Regions from separate parts of the Mus musculus genome. Here region 1 is linked to region 2. A link is a contact called in ENCODE Hi-C or POLR2A ChIA-PET data. All regions are on one chromosome and are shown on one strand. Each heading gives the region's core, a stretch centred on a gene start or an enhancer-like site at or near the end of the contact. The rest is flanking DNA. Distances are from core to core; before and after follow the strand shown. Region 1 holds the start of Peg12 (paternally expressed 12). Region 2 holds the start of Mkrn3 (makorin, ring finger protein, 3).

The links. Hi-C counts contacts between places; a loop is a spot of excess contacts on that map. ChIA-PET counts read pairs that join two places held with the same protein, here RNA polymerase II (POLR2A).
Region 1: a map of heart shows a loop between it and region 2 (2.5-fold over the local background). The contact joins the promoter of Peg12 here to the promoter of Mkrn3 in region 2. A Hi-C loop is called at or near these places in 2 of 37 maps with a recorded cell type or tissue (both heart). POLR2A ChIA-PET finds 5 or more read pairs at or near these places in 3 of 5 experiments (Patski and embryonic stem cell).

Annotation. Positions count from the first base shown.
Region 1 is chr7:62,462,210-62,466,268 of GRCm38, forward strand. It overlaps Peg12 (paternally expressed 12), which reads right to left and starts at 2,301. Exons shown (of 1, transcript NM_013788.2): 1 at 1-2,301. The coding sequence starts at 2,138. The coding sequence ends at 1,287.
Region 2 is chr7:62,417,663-62,421,714 of GRCm38, forward strand. It overlaps Mkrn3 (makorin, ring finger protein, 3), which reads right to left and starts at 2,491. Exons shown (of 1, transcript NM_011746.3): 1 at 1-2,491. The coding sequence starts at 2,379. The coding sequence ends at 745. The region is part of intron 1 of Gm32061 (predicted gene, 32061); the gene reads right to left.

The sequences.
Region 1 (4,059 bases), core at 1,051-3,550, 44 kb after region 2:
AAGCCTGCAGCTTTCCCCTTTGGAAGGTCACATTTTTTACTAGGTTTCCTTCCCTTACAAAGGCCAGCTGGCACAGCTGGGGGAGGGTCAGAAGGAGGAAATCAACTCTGTCTATCCAGAGAACTGCAGCTGTTCCCCGCAGAGCCGGCCCCTAGAGCTCATTATACACGGTTGTGTGAGACTGTGTCCCTGGAGTGCCCATTATGAGAAGCCTCCCCAGCCCCCTATCCGGGCCCCTAGCATCAGCAGCGTCACCCCACTTGAGTAGAGCAGCAGAAACAAGGGGGAAAAGGTGGAATGCAGTCACTGTCTCCAGGCAGTTTGTCTGGAAGCTGGAAGGAGTGGAAGGGGAGGGGGCCTCGGGCCAGAAGCACAGACACTCAATACCAGCCACCCCACCCCCTCCCAGAGATGGCAGGAGAGCCCTTAAAGGACTCCAGCATTTGCAAAACAGTGTGCTCATCCCTCAGCAAGGCAATTCGGTTAGTGTCTGTGCTGAAGTCCCACTACACGGAACACACCCAGGAAACTGACCTTGAACCCAAAGAGGAATGGGTGTCCTTTAAAAACACACTTTACAAAGGCAGGAGGGTTCACTCGGTGCTTCGCCATGCCCTTCCATCACCCAGCACTGCTCACTGCTGCCTCCCGCCCTACACTCATGGGATACAGCTTTCTTTCAACACTCTGCTAACAGCAACCCTTTGAAAAAAGAGGGGACAGACAAATAACGGTTACTTCTATTCAGCCCCAAGAGGGTCCTCTCGTGGTACCTCATGTTTTACATTGAAACCAGCACCGCAAAAGATGAGATGGTCTTTTAACTGTCATAAAATGTTCAAGTGTGGCATTTCGGGGCGCTCCCCGAAATTATGTCCATTCCTGTTTCCTCCTCCCCCAAAGTGGATCAGGAACCAGTCCTGGAAAGTACAGCAAGTAACGGGGATCATTGTCCTTCGTTCCATAGCTGGCTGAGTCGATTCTGAGAGCATGAACCGTGGCCACGTGGTGCCTGCTTGGCCCGGAGAGTCTGCGCGGAATTGTAGCGACCAGGTTGGATTATGCCAAAAAAAAAAAAAAAAAAAAAAAAAAAAGAAGTCCTGCTGACAGCCTGCGGTGCGCTCTACCTATATAATGTTTTAAAACAAACCTAACTCGTGGGTTTCAAACAGTTTGGGTCTCTCAACTCATGGAAATATTTGCGATATTTCGGCTGTCTTCCTTAGCTTATTTTCCTCTACGAGCCCCAGCTGGGTGAAGTCCTGGGTGAATCCCTTGGTCCCCTGCTACAGGTTGGTGCTGTGGCCACCGGGGTTATTAGCTGCCAGGGACAAGAAGGTCGTCCCTAGTTCTGAGCTGTGCCCTCCATCACAATCGCCAGGGTCGCTGCAGGCTGCACGGGGGCTCCCGGGCAAAGGCGGCTCATGCACCGGGGCTGACAAAGGCCCGAGGAACGAGTGAGCGGGAAGCTTTGCCTGTAGCTGTAGCCCTCGCGAATGAAGTCTCCGCACCGCCTCCTTGATGAGGTTTCCCGAAAGAAGGAGCTGCTGCAGGAGTCGGGGCGGGTCGCCGTCACTCGTGCGGGTCTCCGACTGAGATCCGCGTCGCTGTTGCTGGCGGCGGGACGCGGCTGCGTTCCGGAGCCAACCCCGCCGGCACCGGCCGGACAGTGGCTGCGGGATGCTTACTTTGCCCATCCCCGGGGATACCTCAAGGCCGAGCTGCTGGGGCAGCGCGCTGGCGCCCGGGGCGATCTCCGCCACACAGTAGGGCGCCGCCCGGCCCCGCAGGCGCCCGCGCTCCCCCAGCACGCAGCGCACAGCCCCCGGGGGCGCAGGGTCCCCGGCCTCCGCTGATGCTGCTCTCCGTAGCAGCCGCCTCGCTGGGGCCCCGGCCTTGTCCGCCGGCAGCGCGGCCAGGACCCGCGGGGGCGCGGGCGGGGGGCCCGGGGCAGCACATGGCGAGGCCGGGCCATCGTGCCTGGCGTCCAGCTGCAGCGTCTCGCCGATCTGGGCGATGAGCCGGTCCACGTCGGCAGAGCCCCCCAGAGTCACGGACTGCTGCAGCAGGAGGAAGCTGTTGTCGTCCTCCTCCCCCTCCGCCTCGTCGCCGGCTTCCTCTTCCCTCCGGCACGGCATGGCTCCCCCCGCCCGGGTCCCCGTGGCTGTGCGGGCGTCACTGGCGGCTCGGTTGACCGCGGGCTCGGCGGGACGCGTCTGGGAAGGGAGCGGGGCGGAGGCCCAGGCTGGGTGGAGGCCAAGTCTGGGACGCGGAAGCTGGGACCTCCGGGCAGGGACAGCGCGCGCCTTAGAGCCGCGGGAGCCGGAACCTGGGCTTCTCATTCTTGATTAAGAGAAGTGAACTTTTTTTTTTTTTTTTTGAAAAGTTCTTACAGCTGCTGTTCTAATCATTGCCACCAGAGGGACTCATATATGCTGAAATTCCTCTAGCAGAATTCAAAGAAACTGTTGTTCAACTTACGGGCCACCAGAAGGCAGACGATGCTCGGTTTAGTATACAAACAATTACAAACAGAATGAGATGCCTTAAGTTTGTACCTAAAACTACAGTGATTTAAAATGTTGTAAAAACTTTTCTGTTTTGTTTCATAGAAGAAAGTAACGATTCCATAAAAACACTAGATGAATAGACATGTTCCAACCCAGCTTTATCTGCTATAGTGAGCAAGAAAATTAGAATGGGCATCTGAGACAAATAAGCACACATTGGAGACATGAAATAGTAACATACATTTGAGAAAAAAACTGTAATCTTACTTTAAGAGCCAACTAGATTTTTACATAGTTCTCATTTTGCTCTTTAAGGGCAAAGAGGGTACTACATTGTCATTTGCTGATAGTAGAAAGAATGTTGGGAATATCAATCTAAAACAAGATTTCTGACACCCACTGAATGGGAACTTGGATAATTATATTAGTTTTTCAAATTCCTTTCTTCAGTGAGTTTTCTGTTTATTTGGTTGTGGTTTTTAATCACTCTATACTGATGTTCTTTTGTTGTAAATATGTATGCTCCAAGGTTGAAACTTGTCTCTTATAGAATCTCAATTTTGAACTGTTTTAGAGAAGCCTAACTCGTAAGTGTTCATGCTTGATGAATCAACCCTTTGTTTGCTCTGAGATCTCACCAATAAACTCATTTGCGGTTGACTCATTCTGAATGCGTGTGCCATATCATTATCAAGGCTCACAGTTTTATAAGGGTGCTTCTCGTTCCATCATCATTTCTTGAAAGTAATTGCTCTGTGATTATTATACTTTTATACTGTTGTCAGAATAGACTGATGATCTCACTCTCAATCTATCCCCAGGATTTCCATTCTGAATTACATATTTGTGCCTACTCTTTTTACTGATACAAGTTTGTTTGTTCTCATAGCGAAAGAATAGTTTCTAGTCATCATGGGACATGACACTTTATGAGTTTGAGAAAATCCCTTCTATTTATAGTTTTATTTTATAGTTTGTAACAGGACTGAGTGTTGCTTTTATAAAACTGGGGGTTCTTCATGTGTTAAAATGTCCCTTTTTCCTTTTTCAGGCATGGATAAGATGAATGAATGAATCAATGTTATAAAGTGTTGAATCAGCCTTGAACATTTGAGGTAAGCCTCACTTGTTTATTTTATATTATCTTTTCCTTTAAAGGCTGAAGGATATTTATTTGTTTGTTAAGAGATTTTGTGACATATTCACCTAGAAACATCCGTCTTCTTCTCTTGGTAAGTCTATATGTCTTTGGAATTGCATAAATGGAAAGTTCATACATTGTTACTTCGTCACACTTTTTGGAAACAGCCCTTGAAATCCACAACTTTATCTTGTGGGTAAGAGTTTGAATTACTCTTGCAATGTGGATCAGGCTGGCCTTGAGCTCCGCATGCTGCTGCCTTGTTTTCTATAGTTTCTCAAGTGCCTTCCCTTAAACATTTTTTGGAGTTGTGAAAGTATATTGGTCTCATGCTGTTGTTCATATTCACAATGCTATTCATAGCATTGTGTTGGTAGTGAAGAAATGAGACTTTTTTGAGGCTTAATC
Region 2 (4,052 bases), core at 1,241-3,740:
TCACATACAGCCCACACACTTGGACTTTAACACTGGGCTTTCAGTTCTGCATTTATTTCAATACTTCAAACATATATATTATGGTGTATATTTATTTCCAGTTTTTTTCAAATACATCTTTGTATACATATACGCATATATATCATTCTTAAATATATATTTCCAAATATAAATAATTTCACATCAAGCCAAACAGGATAAAAACATGTAAACATATGCACCTCATTTTGGTCAAGTAAAACAGAACCACAAAGTAACCACAAGTTAACAAGTGCACTTGAAAGAGAAGGGAAGAAACAAACATGTAAACAAACACAGACAGCAGCTGCAAGGTCCTGTAAGGGTCCATTTTTTTTAAGGCTATATAGCAAAAAGCTCATAATTCAGTTAAAGACTTTTGTCACCTTGTCACATTTACTCTTAAGGGACTTCACAATGAGAAACTGTAAACACTAGACTAGAAGTGATTGAATCCTGTTGGAAAAAAGACATCACAAGTCATCAGTTGACAGAAATATTAATTCCACCAAACAATACTTATAAGATTTCTTGTTATTTTGTAACACAGAGAAACATCACAATCCTAGCAAGAAGAAATAGGAAATAGAGAAGAAAACAGCAATACTGCATAAAGATTGCCTCAGTAGCCTTTGAAAGCGATAGGGTTTTTCAGTCAATAAAGGGGAATAAGCAACAGCAGACAACAGAGCTTTAGCAGACCAGACCACATGCCACAGCGTGATACTACAGATTCAAACTGAAATATTCTTCCAGCTGGTACTGAAGCAAGAGCCAACGGTCATCAGAGAAGGAAGAACTGCCTCTCAGGCAAAGCAACTTCTTAAGCAACTGATTGGCCAGGCGAAGCACAGAATGCTCTTTTTTACGGCTTTTAAACAGCACGTTTCCCTCTCGCAACTGCACAGGCTCCAAAACTTGATGCCAGTATGCGCTTGATGATCCACCACCATCTGGTCTTGGAGGCTGATCTCTCCAGCCCTCGGGGTATTCATGCTTGTAAAAACAGAATTCTCCAAATGGGCAGTGACCTAGGCCTCCAGCAAAATACCTGCACGCTTTCTGGCTCATCCCCTCCTTATACTGCTGAACAAGTTTCTCCTTCTCCTCTTCCTCCTCCACCCAAAACTCACTAGGAATGACAAAGCCAGAGGAGACCCTGCACTGTGGGCAGGACTTACTGATCCTGTTCTCAAACTGTGTGGCACTTCTCCACCTGCGGATACACCTAAGACAGTAGGTGTGGTTGCAGCTGAAAAGAATGCCAAAGCGGCGGTCGCTGGGGTCAGCTTTCTCATAGACCACCTCCATGCAGATGCCACACACTTTGTCCATGCTGCGCTGCACAGCAAAAGAGAGTTCCATATCTCTCTCGTGTGCTTCAACGCAGGCCCTTCTATGAGCTTCCTGCTGAGCTGCATCCCAAGGGTGCAAGGCCTGCTGCCCGCACATGTCGCATATTTCTCCATGGGGGTATGCACACCTGTCCCCACGGAGGCATTGTCCCCGGGCAGCATAGCGGCAAAGCGGCAGCGGCATTGGCACTGGCATTGGCACTGGCATTGGCATTGGCACTGGCATCGGCATCCCCATGCCCATAGCCATATGCTCTCTCTCAATTGCCGGGCTCTGCAGAGGAGCCTCGGGACCATGCGGGGGGACCATGCGACCTCGGTAAGGCTGTCCAGGAACAAATTCAATTGCCCCCTCCCAGCCTTCTGCACCCGCTCCCGCTGCAGCACCTGCTGCAAGGCTTGCATTGTCAATCTCGGCTTCAGAGAAGCCCCTTTCAGCAGCTGAGCGAATGCCTGCATTGTCAATCTCAGCTTCAGTGAAGCCCCTTTCAGCAGCCGAGCCAATCAGAGGCAAGGAGCTTGAGGATGCAGCAGGGGGGGCTTCCGCCACTTCCTGAGTCGGGGGCTCCCAGCGAGTGGCCATCTTGGGTCCTCTGTCTGCAGAGGCCCGAGGCTGAGCATCTTGCCCCCCCCTAGATCTCCGCCGCCCAGAAAGGTCGTGAGAGTAGCGACAGTTATCGCCCTCCTTGCACTGCCCATGCAGATAATACCTGCAGAGGATTTGCTTCGTCCAGCTGCCACTGTTGCGCTCCGGACCAGACCGGGCCCCGCCCCCTTCGGCTGGCGCTGGCCTCAAACTCGCCGCGCGCCGGATCGCTGGGCCTGGAGTCACCAGGAGCGGTGCCAGACCCGATGCCTGCTGCAGAGGGGCCGAGCTGACTCCCGCAGAAGCTCCAGCAGCCTCAAACTGAGGAGGGGGGGGAACAGACACACCCTCCCCCCCTTCAGCACCTGCCTCGGCGCCGGCGGCCGCGTGGGCCTCAATGGGAGCTGTAGACTCTTCCATCTTACAGCGTGCCTCTAACACTGTCCAAAAACCCGAATATTATATCTTTTTTGTGCTTGAATTGCGGAGCTGGAGATGGCTCGACCAGCTTCTTCTCGGAGCGAAGTGCATCGATTTTTGTCTTCCCACCTGCTCCCCGTTCCCTGGAAACTTTAGTTCCTACCTGTTTACAGGCAGGCGGACACTTCCGGTTGTAACACCATTCCTAGGGCTTCACCGGAAGTTGCTTCCGCCATGTTTTTCGCGTGCCTGTTTCTGCTTGAGACACTGGGATGGGCTTCTGCCGGCTTTCTAAGTGCGACTCTGAACCCCCCAATCCCCGTTTCCACAGTGTTTCCCCTCAAGGTTGATGTTTTAAACTCTCCAGGTTTCAGTTGTATACATTGCAGTTTATTTGTGTGTGTGTGTTAAGAAAACGCTACACACATTGCCTTTACCGTCTGCTGCTTGAACATAAAACATTTCACTCACATTAAAAATTATTTTTCAGTTTCTTCTGTCGTTTGTTTATAGGCTACTAATTTTTAAGATCGGACAGTGTCCCTGCCAAAGCGTTTCTCCTTCAATGCTTGTAGATCTGACAGGATTCTTTGGGTCTTTTTTTCCCTTGAAGGGTTAATTTGCGTGCACTTTAATTAGGAGGGAATCCCCTGCCCCGAGGCTACTCAGAGCCTTTCACTTTCCTGCCTTTGTTACATTCTCCCGGACCCCCAACAATGTAGAAGCCTGGACTTTGCCCAACCCTGATGAAGACTTAATAAGGCAAGGTCTGAGAATGACCCAGGCTTTAACTTTTCTCTGTTGGTTGGATTCGGAGACCCTTTGTTCCCTGCCTTCCTTTTCATCCCATTCTGCTCTACAGAGCTTTTCATAATACCAGCTCCTCTTTGCACCCCAAAGTGTCTCATTTCCATTTCTGCACTGAGCCAGTTCTTTTTCTTTTTCTTTTCATTTTGCAGATATATACTATTGGGCTAATAATTTTATATGTAGTTCTACACTGCTACATGTACTTACTACAGTGGCATACTAAATTTTATAGTATAGTTTTACGTGGGTTTTTATTTTTAGTAATAATCATGCTTTCTTCCTTTCCTCACCCACTAACTTGAATTAGCAATGCTTCAAATATTTTATTTACTATTTAAAAAAATGAAATTATGCTCAGAAAAATAATTTTATTGGAAGGAGTCTCACAACCTAAGGTTAAAAAACTCTGAAAGCATATGATATAATCATCCAACTCAAAATATAAGTCTCAACTAAATAAATCCAACAACGATAAAACAAGATAAGAGGAACATAATCAAACAATATAGATAAGGGGGGATGAAGTCAAAGTAAACATGAAATAAGAACAATAGAATAGGCAAAATTTTTCTTGTGTAACTTATGAAGGAAAATAATAAAAGGCTCAGATCTCCAGCATCACATACTTCAAAAGAACTGACATTAAGTAATAAGAAACCTCAAAACAATGAGATGTTTTTAGTGCCACTAATTTATAAAAGACCTAAGTAAGAACTAGCAGATGAGAGTGGGGAAAAGATTTGAATATGAAACTTGAAACTTTCATTAAATGGTCATAAATAGATAGATAGATAGATAGATAGATAGATAGATAGATTAGTAAAAATATCAGAAACAAAAATAAAGATCTATTAGGTATGTTC